Linked DNA regions of Homo sapiens: regions 1, 3, 4 and 5 are each linked to region 2. Evidence: chromatin contacts called from ENCODE Hi-C or POLR2A ChIA-PET data. All regions are on one chromosome and are shown on one strand. The core of a region is the stretch at or near the end of the contact, and the rest is flanking DNA. Distances in the headings are between cores, read along the strand shown. Region 1 holds the start of SMUG1 (single-strand-selective monofunctional uracil-DNA glycosylase 1). Region 2 holds the start of NCKAP1L (NCK associated protein 1 like). Region 3 has its middle 14 kb from the start of MIR3198-2. Region 4 holds the start of TESPA1 (thymocyte expressed, positive selection associated 1). Region 5 overlaps CBX5 (chromobox 5).

Evidence for each region. Hi-C counts contacts between places; a loop is a spot of excess contacts on that map. ChIA-PET counts read pairs that join two places held with the same protein, here RNA polymerase II (POLR2A). Pooled maps may share reads with other maps.
Region 1: a pooled map shows a loop between it and region 2 (6-fold over the local background). The contact joins the promoter of SMUG1 here to the promoter of NCKAP1L in region 2. A Hi-C loop is called at or near these places in 6 of 50 pooled maps. POLR2A ChIA-PET finds 5 or more read pairs at or near these places in 2 of 52 experiments (activated T-cell and endothelial cell of umbilical vein).
Region 3: a loop to region 2 is called in a pooled map, with 7 times the contacts of the local background. The contact joins the enhancer-like site here to the promoter of NCKAP1L in region 2. A Hi-C loop is called at or near these places in 1 of 37 single-sample maps with no recorded cell type and 7 of 50 pooled maps. POLR2A ChIA-PET finds 5 or more read pairs at or near these places in 1 of 52 experiments (T-cell).
Region 4: a pooled map shows a loop between it and region 2 (14-fold over the local background). The contact joins the promoter of TESPA1 here to the promoter of NCKAP1L in region 2. A Hi-C loop is called at or near these places in 2 of 37 single-sample maps with no recorded cell type and 12 of 50 pooled maps. POLR2A ChIA-PET finds 5 or more read pairs at or near these places in 1 of 52 experiments (CD4-positive, alpha-beta T cell).
Region 5: a loop to region 2 is called in a pooled map, with 2.1 times the contacts of the local background. The contact joins the enhancer-like site here to the promoter of NCKAP1L in region 2. A Hi-C loop is called at or near these places in 1 of 50 pooled maps. POLR2A ChIA-PET finds 5 or more read pairs at or near these places in 3 of 52 experiments (A673, GM12878 and WTC11).

What each region holds. Positions count from the first base shown.
Region 1 is chr12:54,187,587-54,190,286 of GRCh38, reverse strand. It overlaps SMUG1 (single-strand-selective monofunctional uracil-DNA glycosylase 1), which reads left to right and starts at 1,302. Exons shown (of 4, transcript NM_001243787.2): 1 at 1,302-1,336; 2 at 2,385-2,468. It overlaps LOC105369777 (a long non-coding RNA gene), which reads right to left and starts at 1,190. Exons shown (of 3, transcript XR_944984.2): 1 at 1,085-1,190.
Region 2 is chr12:54,496,329-54,499,028 of GRCh38, reverse strand. It overlaps NCKAP1L (NCK associated protein 1 like), which reads right to left and starts at 1,277. Exons shown (of 31, transcript NM_005337.5): 1 at 1,138-1,277. The coding sequence starts at 1,239. RefSeq lists enhancers at 1,086-1,145, 1,256-1,315.
Region 3 is chr12:54,215,656-54,218,373 of GRCh38, reverse strand. No RefSeq gene overlaps it. Among named protein-coding and RNA genes, the nearest start is that of MIR3198-2, 14 kb to the left of the region's middle. RefSeq lists silencers at 338-387, 2,189-2,374. Within about 2 kb of position 1,278, at least 8 of the 41 ENCODE cell types and tissues checked have a DNase peak (open chromatin) inside an H3K27ac peak, as active enhancers do.
Region 4 is chr12:54,983,367-54,986,081 of GRCh38, reverse strand. TESPA1 (thymocyte expressed, positive selection associated 1) reads left to right here and starts at 1,320. Exons shown (of 11, transcript NM_001136030.3): 1 at 1,320-1,497. It overlaps LOC107984515 (a long non-coding RNA gene), which reads right to left and starts at 1,231. Exons shown (of 2, transcript XR_001749161.2): 1 at 1,117-1,231.
Region 5 is chr12:54,239,819-54,242,518 of GRCh38, reverse strand. CBX5 (chromobox 5) reads left to right here. Exons shown (of 5, transcript NM_012117.3): 5 at 614-2,700. The coding sequence ends at 764. Among named protein-coding and RNA genes, the nearest start is that of MIR3198-2, 9.7 kb to the right of the region's middle. Within about 2 kb of position 1,263, at least 2 of the 41 ENCODE cell types and tissues checked have a DNase peak (open chromatin) inside an H3K27ac peak, as active enhancers do; they include GM12878, where a contact is called at or near this core.

The DNA of each region.
Region 1 (2,700 bases), core at 53-2,552, 310 kb after region 2:
TAACCTTAGGGGGTTCCCAGTCTAATGAAAGTTTTAGAGTCACGACACAGAACCAGACCCAGATAGAGCACAAGAACAAAACTAGGAATAGGACAGATTTGGACATAGATATTGGGATGGGGGAATGGTGGGGGAATGGACTGTTAGGTGCAGCCATGGGATGAGGATTGATCAGGGAAGCCTTCCTGGACAAAGTATTTGAGGGAGAAGATTTGGATGGAAGAGTGATAGCTAACTTTATGTGTCTACTTGAGTGGTCTAAGGGACACCCAGATAGCTGGTAAAACATTATTTCTGGATATGTCTGTGGAGTGTTTCTGGAAGAGATTTGCATTTGAATTGGTAGACTAAGAAGATCACCCTCATTAATATGGGTGGGAACCATCCAATCCCTTGGGGGCCAGTAGAACAAAAGAGTGGAGGAAGGCAAATTCTCTTTCTTCATGAGCTGGGACATCTATTTTACCTGCCTTTGGACATCATTGGAGTTCCTGGTTCTTCGTCCTTCAGGCTCTGGGACTTAGCAGTGAGCCTCCTCCCCTGCTTTGGACTTTCCTGAATTATACCACCTGTTTTCCTGGTTCTCCAGTGTATAGACAGCAGAGCGGGAGACTGTGGGACTTCTTGGCCTCCACAATCCTGTGAGCCAATTCTTGGAATAAATCTCGTCATATAGATAGATATCCTGTTAGTTCTGTTCTCTGGAAAACTCTTGACTAATACTGAGGTTATAGGGTTGGGCAGATAGCAAGGCAGAGAAAGAAGTCAAAATGGTGACACTCTGGAGATGGGCTTGGACAGTAATGGGGGATGCCCCTTGCTAAAAAGTTGTTAGGAGCTACCAGAAATGTCTTCGTGGATGTTCTGTATAAGTAATGGCAGGCTGCAAAGGAGAAGTCTCTTATACCCACGGTGGCAGGGGGCCTAGCAATGGTCTTTAGCTATTGTTAATACCTTCAGGTGGGTGAGGGATTGGGGATGGTTGAAGCTTCCTGATTTGCAATCCCTTTGGGAAAATAGTGAATGAACTTTTGGAAGGGCGATGCCCTTTAGGGATAGAACCCAGGATTTCCTAGGTACTTACAGGCTGTGGCTTTTCACTTCTCAAGACTTCCTGATTTAACGCTGATGGAAAGATTAAACTACAATTCCCAGCGATCTTTAGGGCTAATTTAGTGCGCCTTCCGGGATTGGAGCATTTCCGGCGGAAGTGGCTGCGGGTACGCCAATCTCCTTCCCTAAACAATGTAGACTACGACTCCCACTGTCCTTAGCGCCGGGGGTTGGGTTTGGGGTGGGGGAAAGGAACCGGAAACGGGATGGGGAGCTGGACCAGGTGAGGAAGTAGGGGGCTGGGAATCCGGGACTGTGGGGGCAAGTTGACGGCTCCCAGGGTCGTCGGGGCTGAGCCGAGAGGGTGGTTAGAATTTCTATATTTTGGGGTCCCTCCCTCCGTATGGGGTAAGACTCAGTGCAGGGAGAGCCCAGCCTATGAAACCGCCTGGGAGGTCTGCAGGATCAAGGCTTTCCAGTCGGCCGGAGCCAGCGGGCGCCCCCGGAGGTTTTGTATGGTGCCTTAGTAGTCGGCCCCTTTGGAACCAGATGAAATGGTCTTTTTGAGTTTATGCTTTATTATTATTATTGTTTATTTATTTATTTTTCTGAGACGGAATTTTGCTCTGAATTCCAGGCTGGAGTGCAATGGCGCGATCTCAGCTCACTGCAGCCTCCGCCTCCCGGGTTCAAGCGATTCTTCTGCCTCAGCCTCCCGAGTAGGTGGGATTACAGGCGCGCGCCACCATGCCCAGCTAATTTTTGTATTTAGTAGAGACTGGGTTTCACCATGTTGGTCAGGCTGGTCTCGAAGTCCTGACCTCGTGATCCGCCCGCCTCGGCCTCCCAAAGTGCTCGGATTACGGGTGTGAGCCACCGCGCCCGGCCTATGCATTATTATTATTATTATTATTATTATTATTATTATTATTATTATTTATTATTATTATTATTATTATTATTATTTCGTTTAAGGATATTTATTATTGTCCCTGGACTCCCGGAGTGCCTCCAAAGGACAGGGGAGTGCATATGTGATTTCGATTCCTTCCTCACTTCCCGGATTTGATGTCAGAGAAGTCTGACATCAGTCTGAAGTCGGCCCTTGGTGGTCAGCCTTATCGCTTGGTCCAACTCCGCTGTCTTTGTGCTTAATGTAGTATGACACCGTATTTTATAAAATATCTACATTTCTTAAGCCTCTGGCTCTTGGGGCGACTTTGGGTAGAACTTACAAGTTCCTCCTTTGGGTTCTCTTAGTGTTTTGTTCCGGGTATTAAAGCTCACATCACACTGTATTACAGTTAGTTGTTTATTTGCCCTCACAGCAGATTATGAGCTTACAGAAAGCCTGGCCTACATTTTACTCTTTTTGGATTTCTTCCTCATCAAGAGACTGCTGCAGTGCCTGTCATGTAAGAGACTCATAAGTATTGAAAAAAAAAATGAGTTAACAGGTGGTAGGTTGGATGGAGTATGTGATTTTCCATAGAGAAGAGAGTTAAATGAGTTGCTCAAGAGAACCTTCTTAGAGATGAAACAGGAGTAGAATTCAAATCAATTGACTTCCAGCCTGTGGCTCTTGCTATGAGATCAGGCTTTGAAGTTATGGAACAATGAAAGTAGTATCTTGCCACTCTTTTCCCC
Region 2 (2,700 bases), core at 28-2,527:
GCTTGAACCCGGGAGGCGGAGGTTGCAGTGAGCCAAGATCGTGCCACTGCACTCCAGCCTGGGCGACAGAGCGAGACTCCGAAAATAAATAAATAAATAAATAAATAAATAAATATAAAAATAAAAAGCATAAGAGTAGGTCAAGAAAAAATTCCAAGACATTAAGCCAAGTATCTAAGAGCGAAATAACAACCTAGGCATTTTGTCTTGATGGGTAGAGTTTAATGCCTGCTTGGCCCCAGCACAAAGAGGAAGCTGTTTCCCCGCCCCTCAACTGAAGCCGGAAGGAACAAGAAAAGCAGCTGCTCAGGAGTTAGACTTTGTACAAGATTCAGTGTCACAATTTTGTTCACTATGTAAGTATCTTATCCCAAAGGGCATTTACAGGATTCATGGTGACAGAGAAACCGTGTTCCTGGTGATTTGTTTTATTACAAAAAACACAAAAGCTCCCTCCCCCAAAGTCCCCTATTTTCTATGCCAGGAACTCCCCATAAACACCCCTGTCTTTATCTCTTTACTTCCTATGGTTTGCCCAGCCCCTAGCCCACCTCTTGTCACTAGCTTCTTTCAATTCCTCAGTTCCTATTCTAAACACACACACACACACACACACACACACACACACAACCACCACAGCATGAACTACCCCAGGAGCAGCTCAGAAGACACCTACCCTTTTTAATCTAAATACCTAATTATCTATTTTTTTTCCTTTTAGGGAAGCACTTCCACAGAAAAGTTTTTGCCAGAGACCCAGCTTCAGATCTCTTCAGAGTGTAGAGGATCAACAATAAATAATAAAACCCAGAAGGTTGGACCCCAGACCTTTATCCAAGTCACTTGGAATACCACTGTTGTTTCCCCATCCCCACCCTCACCCCCATCCCCAGAGGAAAGCAGATGCCATCGTTGGGGCAAGAATCATATCTAGAAAGGGGAAGCCTTGAAAAGAAGCCTCCACTTCTGCCTTCCTGAACTGGCTGGCCTGTATAATCTGAGTGATTATGTAGATTATAGTCAGTGGAAAAGCAGTGGAAAAAAAGGTGGGAGTCTAACTGCTGCACCTGCCGCCTCAGGGTTCCCTGCCCTATTATTGTTGGAATAATCAGTACTAGTCCCATTGTTCATGCTTACCTTCTTGATGTTATACATACGGATGAGAACCCCCTGACCGCGATCATTCAGGATAGTGAGCTTCTCTGCTAATTTATGCTGGTAAGCAGATGTCAAAGACATGATGGCCACTGAGAGAGGAGCACCAGACAGCAATGTCTGATCTCCCCAAACACTTTCAGCTTAGATGGTGACACCCTCTGGCGGAGGGACCCAGCCTGGTTGGTGCACTGGTCTTCTGTTGCCTCTGCAATTGGCTCATGGGTGAAATCAGTCATTATGGCTCACAGGCCCTCAGAGCCTTCTTGTGCTTCCTCTTGCACACTCAGCAGGGGAGACTTCCTCTTTCTGGCTGTGCAGCACTTTTGGTAAGGCTATGAAGTGGGTGGAGCTGAGGAGAAGGACAGGCTTTCAAGGCTCTTCACAGACTGCACCAACCTTTTTGGTCTTATGCCCCCATAAGTGTCCTAGACAAAGCTGGGCGTGGTGGCTCACACCTGTAATCCCAGCACTTTGGGAGGAAAAGGTGGGAAGATCCATTGAGCTCAGGAGTTCCAGACCAGCCTGGGCAACATAGCAAGACCCCATCTCTATAAAAAATAAAAATTAAAAGCTGTAAGCTAGATAAACAAGTATCTACCACCCCACCCCTGTACACCTCTATATTTTCCTTCTTTTATATCCAAGAATGCCTATGAACCTTTGGCCTCATCATGTTTTAGTACCCAGATCAAATCCCATCTTCTCCTAAAGACCCCATCAATGTCAAATATTATATTGTATTATATTTTATATTGTCAAATACATATATTCCTTGTTATATGTTTATAGTGTACGTTGTATCTCCCCCAACTACAGCATAAGCTCCTTAATGACAGGAATTGTACCTAATACTTTTTTTTCTTTTTTTTTTTTTTTTTGAAACAGAGTTCCACTCTTGTTGCCCAGGCTGGAGTGCAATGGCATGATCTCTGCTCACTACAACCTCCACCTCCTGGGCTCAAGCAATTCTCCAGCCTCAGCCTCTGGAGTAGCTGTGGTTACAGGTGCCCACCACCACGCCTTGCTAATTTTTGTATTTTTAGTAGACATGGGGTTTCACCGTGTTGGCCAGGCTGCTCTCGAACTCCTGACCTCAGGTGATTTACCCGCCACAGCCTCCCAAAGTACTGGAATTACAGGCATGAGCCACCACACCCGGCCTCTAATACTTTTTTATATTTCTCACAATGCTCTACTACAGTGCATTGTACTTCTACAGTACATAATAATTCTCAAAGTAGTTCTCAAGAAGTACATAGTAATTCTCAAAATGTGATCCAGCAGCATCAGCATCACCTGGAAACTTGTTAGAGATGCAAATTCTTAGGACCCGCCCCAGACCACTGAATCCAAAATTCTGGGGTGGGTCCAGGCACTCTGTGTTTTAACAAACCCTCCAGGTGATTCCAATGCACACTCAAGTTTGAGAACCAGTGCTCTAGTACCATGGTATTTATGGATGCTTGAGAAACAGATCAATCCCTGTCCTCTGAGATTAGCATTGGTAGGTAGGCGAGTCTGTTGTGGGGCCTAGAAGTCTGT
Region 3 (2,718 bases), core at 29-2,528, 280 kb after region 2:
CCCACCAGAAGCCCCTGGTCCAAGGCGTCAGGTAAAGATGAGCGCATTCAGGAGACATTGACCAAGTCGAGTCCAAGAGAAATGGAGGAACCAGAATCTGAGATTGCAGGCTTGGCCTGCGCCAGTGCGAGACAGACATGCCCAGAAGGTGGCTCGAGCCAGGGGAGCCGGGTCCGGGCAGGACTGATCCAGCGGTTACTCAGGGAGGCGTGAGAACGCGCCAGTACCCGGGACGTGAACAGCCGCGGCGGAGGCGCGCAGGGAGAACGCCTGCCCCGCGTGGGGCCTGCTCGCCCAGAGCCGCCAGCCACGAATTTATGGCCCAAAGCCGAATGCAGCTGTGCGCAGCTGGGTATGCAAATGTATGCAAATTCGCGCTGCCCGGCCCGGGCTAGGTTGCGAGCGGAGTCAAAGGGTGGGGGAAGGGGCGCAGCATTGTTACTGTTCTTGCGCTCCCAGAGGAGTTCAGACGCGGTGCGGGAGGGGATGCAGGGGGAAGAAATACATCTTCCCTGTCCTGACCGTCCCGCCTCAGGACCGTGACAATCTATCGGGACGAGCGTGGGTTCCCTCCATGTCCTCAATGACTTGTGCCCTCACGCCCTCAGCCCCACCCTGCGTAAGATGCGTGCAGGAGGAAGGGTCCTGACACCCAGAATACCTGAGCCCCTGTTGGTCTGAGCGTCCTTCCTTCACTGCGAGCGGGAAGGAGCCGCAGGGTGGGTAGATGATCCCACACCCGCCCGGGTCTCCCAGAATTACCCCTCCCCATAGCCAGGGAGGGGGTCGTCCGGAAGACCTGATTTCTTTCATCCCTTTATTGTGACCCGTCCTTCTGCCTCCCATCCGCTTCTTGAGAAGTCCCTACAGAAGTCTAACCATAGTCACATTTGCTATTGTTTCTGTTTTATTTTTCCGGGTGGTTTAGTGAGAAGATTATTCCCAAAGTCCCAAATGTTGGGTTCTGAGGGTGTGGGAGTGGGGCCTGGGCATCAACTCCCGCCCCCTCTCCCCCACCCAACGACCAAAGAATAAGTCCCCACGCTAGGCAAGAACTGGAAGGGAGTCTGGGCTGAGGCTGTCATCTCCCGGCTCTGGCTTGTTTTTTTTCCCGCTTTTTTTTTTTTCCCTTGCTGACTCTTCCCACAATGGCCACAAGGGGTCTTCCTTGCGCTAAGAATGGGAAATCCGGCGTCAGGTTTGAGCGCTGTGAGGGTGGGGCGCCTAGCGATGCTTCCTCTCCGCGGTTTCCGAGCGCCGAGACCTGCAGGCGTCCCACCTCCCCGCCCCTCCTCGGTGGCTTCACTCAGTCGCAGACGACTTCAGTTCTCTTACCCCACGCTCCAGACTGGAGATTGGCATTTCAAGATCTCCTGCTCCTTCCCCTAAGCCTATGGAGCAACCGGAGGGCTGTGAGCTGAGACAAGAATTCGGGCCAGACATATAGTAGGCGCTCAATAAATGCTTTTCAGATGAATGACAATGTGGCAGTGTCCTGTTCAGAAGCTTGGGCAGGGAAGAGATGACTCGGGTGAGTTGAGCAGGACACCCCTCCTCCCAAAGCAAGAGGGTGCCAAGAGGCGGCTCAACTCCCTACCAGGGAAACTGAGGCCATCTGTGGGACTTACATATTGATACAGCAGGGGAGGTTCTGAAGTGACAGGGGCAATTAGAAGGGAGGGGTTAGCCAATCAGAAAGCTGTCATGGATTGATCTGACGTCGGAAGGCGGGAAAAACGGAAGATCCAGGCCCCTAAAGGAAAGCTTTGTTAGAACGGGAAAATGGGATGTGAGCGTGGAAAAGGGGCTGGAGATTTGGATTGTTTAGCTCAGAGAAGGAAAGTTAAGGCAGCCCCTTTCTCCTGTGAGGTCAGAAGTTGTTAGGTTTAGCTGAAGCTGCAGCAGGAGGAAGGGTGGTCAGACACCAGGAAGGACTTCCCCGTTGGAGTCAGACGTGGTGGCAGAGGGTGAAGGGGTGATGACGTCGTTCCCGGGGTGGGAGGTGAGTTATCTGAAACCCTCTTATAATGGGAACCCGTCAGGGGTGGTGGGGGCGGGAGATACAGTTAAGGGTTAGATGCAGTAGGTGGAAGCTTAGGTGAAGTCGGCTGCCCTTCCCCCACGGAAGCGGCTGCAGGGCCCGAGAGGTGGGAGGTTCCTGACCAGGTGCTCTCACGCTCACTGCCCACCTGGATGGACACCTGGGTGGTCCCGCCACACACCCCCACTCAGGGCTTGCAGGAAGTCCTTCCCCAGCCGGATGGGGCGAGGTGTGTTTGGATGAACCGTAGCCTCGGGTTGCACCCGGGTGGCGCAGACCTCCTCGAAGACCCTCACGTGGGCTCCCGTGGCAACTCGCCAGTCCCATCCCCTAGCTTTGGCGCATTCAGGGCCGCTCCTGAAATGTCCTCCCTGCAACCCTAGAAAAGGCTCCTCTGGGAAGCTTGCCCTGTTCTCGCCAGCCTGGTCAGAAATCCTATGGCTCTTCTACTTTGTTTCTCTGGGTGACCTGGGTGAGCAGGAACCACACCTTGATTAGCACATAGTAGGGACACCAAATAAAGTTTTGGGTGGAGGCCTGGCTTTAAATCATGCACTGTCCTAGCTGTGTGACCTCGGTTTGAAGCCCCATGTCCTGATCCGTGAAATGGGTACTTCTGTCTTGCTCACTTCTTAGGCTTTTTTTTTTTTTTTTTTTTTTTGAGACAGAGTTTTGCT
Region 4 (2,715 bases), core at 71-2,570, 490 kb before region 2:
ATAGTTAATTTGTACGGAAAAGAATAGTAAATAAAGAGAATTAGGGCGTGTTGGATTTAGCATTTTACTTGTTGACTGTGAAGCTAATTCTCAGAGAAGCACATATTTAGCATCTACTATGTCCTGAGAAAATATGTTAGATATTTTCATGCCTACGTAAAAGGAATAGCGTGGGAGAAGGGTTGAGTGAGAAACAGAGAGAATTGTTATTTTCCTCACATTATACTTGAAGAAAATAATGTTTTGAGAACTTAATTTGCCAAGCAAGAATTTTATTTAGGATTATTTCTACCATATTATAGCTATACTATGGATACTCAATGGAGTTGTCCCATTGATGATTGGAAATGGAATTTAGAAACATGGTAAAAAAAAAATCTAACTATACCTATAGCCAAAAAATCAGAAAGAAGGTAATGAACATGTGAAAATCAGTCACAATTAACACATTAGAGGAGTGCCTTGTAGAATAAATATTGTGATATACATTCATAAATAAATGATTTAAAGAAGGAAACAGTAGAATCAGGAGAGAGACAGAAAGAAGATATCCAAAATGCAGCAGCATCCTACGGAGAAGAGTGTTCAGAGATACTGGAGAAGCGAGGAGGGATAGTTAGCAGTGCTGGATGCTCCCGGTGGGTGAAAGTGATTGAGGCCTGGGAGAAACCTTTTAGAGTTCAACAAGCCTTTTCCAAACTGAAAACCAATAAACTGAAGACATCTTCAGGGTGTAACCGATTTTAAAAGTTCAGCTTTGAAAACGTTGGGGAAAGCAGTCATTTACTACAAAAACAAAAACTTTGAAGTGGTTTGAACATAAAACAAAGTTAAGAAACTAACAGAAAAAAAAAGTAGTCAGTATTCAAAAACAAGCTTCGGGGGAATTTACCAGAGTATGAAAGTTATCAACACAGAGCGACTGGCTCAGAGCCCTCTCAAGTGTGTGATACGACTGGAAACTTCTTCTCTGAGATAAACGCCAGATCATTTATGAGAGAGAGCTTTCCCATTTTCAGACAGCTCTCCTGAGGACAGAAGGATTTATCTGCAGCAGTGGAATTCTAGTTATATGGTAGGAAGACTCCTGCACACACCTCTTTAAATGGACTGTACCTTTGCCTTAATAGGAAAAGATCTCCTGTTTTTCTGGAAAGACAGAGGCAGCTCTGGGGCAGGAAGGTCTTCCTAGTTGTGAGCACCGTGTCTACGGATGGTTTGTCCTTCGCTCAGTCTCCTGAGCCGGAGCAAAGGATGTGGCTGGGCCAGGAGGCGGGGACTGCATCTACATGTGTGGATGTGTGTGTGTGTGGTGTGTTCTCATTTCCGCTTCCCCTTTTGAGCAGGCAACAGCAGTTGAATGAGTTCAGGGAGAAAGGCATAATCTACAACATGATACTTTCTCACTTGCTTCACCTCTGTGCCCACACCTGTGAAGGCCTCGGCCCAGCTTCGACAACTGCTTTGCCTCAAACTCAGCTTTCTACCAGCAGACAGGTAAGCACAGCCTTTATCTCAGTTTCAAGGCTGTACTGATTTAGGGTGATGCTAGGAGAAAGAAGGAAACATGTCAGAGAAAAATCAGGCTGTCAAGTCAAGGGAAAATCAAGAGAAAATCTCCCACCACTCTTACTTCAACCTTAAAAGCATCCATCATTATGCCTAGGAGAACGATGCTGGGTGCCCTTTTGCTTTCGTTTGTTTGTTTTCTCTTTATTATCAGAGAGGTAATCTTTCTAGATTCTCAAAACTTGGGTCTCTTTGATGACTTGAATAACATTTTAGGAATTTTTTTTCACCTTTCTCACCTGCAAAGTTCTTCTCTGTGTCTTGCTGAACTCATTGTTGCTGCAATTTCCATCTGATTATAACATCGAAAAGTTCTCAAGGAAGAAGTTTCCCGGTTTCATTTCAGGCCCTACTCTAGTGTCCATAGCTCCAACCATTGAGAGTACCTGGCTGAAATCAACTTTGCTTTCTGTGGGTATGACCTCTTTCTTCAGAAGCTGTAGAAGAAACTTGTTGAGATAAACTGCAGCAAGATATATTGAGGTCAGCTACGAGGGAGGATGTACACACTTGAGTGAGGTAAGGTCAAATTCACCGGGAGGCTCAAGATAGATGGATAGCCACCATCAGGACCAGATTTCAGGGTTCACATCTCAAAGATAGATAGATGGATGTGTTGCCTTCTCAGTGACCTACATAATATTGGGGGCTTCATGCTCCTCCAACACCCCTTGCCCCAGTGGTAGCAGGCAGAGCATATCACCACCTACATGAGTTTTGGGGTAGATGGAGGAGTGGAAAGATCCTCCACCCTGGGGTTTTCCCATGCCCCTTCTGTGCCACTAAGCTCACCAGTGGGTGGAAGAAAAAGGGTGGGTCCCCAGGGCAGGGCAAGGACAAGAAAGGAGAGTTCCACAGAAGTGATTTGACAAGACTGTGAGCATTTACAGGAGATATCCAGGGAAGTACTAGTGACTCTGTATACCACAAATGGTCCTGAGTAGAGAGGTAAGGAGACTTTCTAGATGGTGCAGGGCAGTACCTAGGATGGGAGGTTGGAGGTAGGAACCTTCAACTTGTGTGTCCAAGTATCAGACTCAATAGTTGTTCAGCTGAGTGATTAGAGATAAAGATCTCACAATATTGTCTTGCAGCATGAAGTGTTAGTAGGAAGAAGGGAAGTCAGGTTTATTGTCTGTCTCTACT
Region 5 (2,700 bases), core at 14-2,513, 260 kb after region 2:
GAGTCTTGCACTGTTGCTCAGGCTAGAGTGCAGTGGCGCGATCTCAGCTCACTGCAAGCTCCGCCTCCCGGGTTCACGCCATTCTCCTGCCTCAGCCTCCCGAGTAGCTGGGACTACAGGCGCCCGCCACCACGCCCGGCTAATTTTTTGTACTTTTAGTAGAGTCGGGGTTTCACCGTGTGAGCCAGGATGGTCTCGATCTCCTGACCTCGTGATCCACCCGCCTCGGCCTCCCAAAGTGCTGGGATTACAGGTGTGAGCCACCGTGCCCGGCCCCTGAATGTAGGTTTGATTGGGTTCACTCACATGCTCATATTCACAAATAAAAATTTTGGAAGCAGATTAATATTATTTATTATTCATCTTTTTAACCTAAGCCCACCATGGTTTACATCTAAATTCTAGCTACAGACATCTGTTTCTGTATAATATATTAGCTATTAATCCATTTACTTACATTTCTTCTTGAAAATATTGAAAGGGTCCTTTTCACCTTGAAACCAAGGTGAGGAGGAAATCAAGTCAACTAAATCCATATAATGACATAAACGTATGTCTGGACAGATTCTTTCACTCTTCCTCTCCTTTTAAGTCTCATATTCTTTCTCTCCAGGAAAGACACAGATGAAGCTGACCTGGTTCTTGCAAAAGAAGCTAATGTGAAATGTCCACAAATTGTGATAGCATTTTATGAAGAGAGACTGACATGGCATGCATATCCTGAGGATGCGGAAAACAAAGAGAAAGAAACAGCAAAGAGCTAAAGGAGGGGATGGTCTCTGTCATTTCTCTTTGTACATAATACATTCACCTCCCTGCCTCCTCTCCTTTCTACCCACCCCTTTCTATCCTAAACACATCCATAAAAAATGTGCTTATCACTGTGCTCCACAGGAGAAATGTTGGTATTGGTTCTCTTGTAACATAACTGATGGTCTGATTAATGATAAGTGTCTCTCTGTGAAGACCAGGCATTTACATACTGAGTGTAATACCCACAATTTTTTTTTCCTTTGCCCTGATCTCTTCCTTCTGCTTCCCTGTGACCTCAAGATGAGTTTCAACTTTTTAATCACCTTAGAGTCTTGATCTTTTCAGGGTTGGTCGCTTTTTAGGTTGGGGGATTTTGTTACAATGATGTTGAATTTTGGTTTCTTGCTTTGGTTCTTAGAACATGTTGCTGACTAGCTGGCCTTTGTTCTGACATGTTGAGATGGAAAGGATGTTGCCCATCTGTTAAAAAGCCAATAGCAACTGCCTACCTGTTGGGGCTTTCCCAACCTTGTTCAGCTCTACCCAGGAGAATACAGGGTTTCTGGTGTGGTCTTCTGGGCCACCCTCTGTTGTTCATCCTCACTCATCCTCCCAGAATTACTCCATCCTTTGGAAGATTTGAAATTTTACACTGAAATCTGTCAAGACACTCTTTTTAGCCCCAGGACTTTCGGTATTGCTTTTAGCACTCCCCACTTCTGCTTCTGTAAAGTGATATCAATTTGTGATAAAATGACAAGATTATTAACTGTGCAGATTTGTAGCTATAGTACATGAGGATGATGGGGTAGGGTACAATTGTCTTTATTATCATATATGGTATGTATGTATGATTTCTTTCCATTCCTCATATTTAGACTGTATATTTATGTAGGTGTGAGTGATTGCCTGGTGCTTGCTTGTGCCAAGGTGCTAGGCACCCTCCAACCCTGCCAACTTTTGTGGCCTCCCAAAGCATTCCTGTTACCAAAGAGGCTTCAAACCTGACCCTCACTTCTCAGTGGACCCGAGTTTCCCTTCCATGCCATTATTTTCAGTGGGGAAGTTTTAGAGGTGAGCTGTTGGCCACAATATCAATTTTAAGTGTTCATAGCAGTTATGTCTCCTGCATTCTTGGCTCCTGGATTTACCACCAAGAGTCCCCAAAATATTAATGCTCTTCCCTTTTTCTACCCTCAAACTTATAGTTGTATCTTATTTTTTAAAATGAATTTTCATGGCCAGGCACAGTGGCTACCGCCTGTAATCCCAGCACTTTGGGAGGCTGAGGCAGGAGAATTGCTTGAAGCCAGAAGTTTGAGACCAGCCTGGGCAATGTAGTGAGACCCCCTGTCTCTAAAAAATATAAATAAAAATAAAGGCATGTTCCTGAAAGACTGTCACCTTGGAAAGTGACAGGCCCTGGCATTAGCATGTTGACACACCCTTTTCTTCTTACTCAGCAAAATACTTCGTTTTGGTTTCTTCTTGTGTTGCTATTGAGAAATTTGTCTGATCATATCCTTCTGCCTTTGTCCCCCAAGAAATGCCCTACTTTATCCTTTTCTTTTTGTAGTTGAGGAGGGCTAGAGAATCACAATTAAAAGTAAGGAAATAGCAGGGTTTTGAGGATCCTTGTCCCAGCCCCAAAGCTGAGGAAATAAGAATAAATGCTTAATATAGCCTTAATTCTAGAGCGCACCAGCCATGAGGCTGCTTTTCTTGTTGTTTTTGATTTTTAAAACATACAGCTGTCTGGCCAGGAGCATCTACCATTTCTAGATTATTCAGAGTAATGAGGGGAATGGATGGATTGCTCCAGTCCACAGATGAGCCACATAATATGCAAATCATATACCCATTCATAGCATTTGTTAACATTGCTTCCCTGCTCAGCTGCTGATTGAATTCTGTGTGCTTATATAAATTATGTCAAAAATTATACTG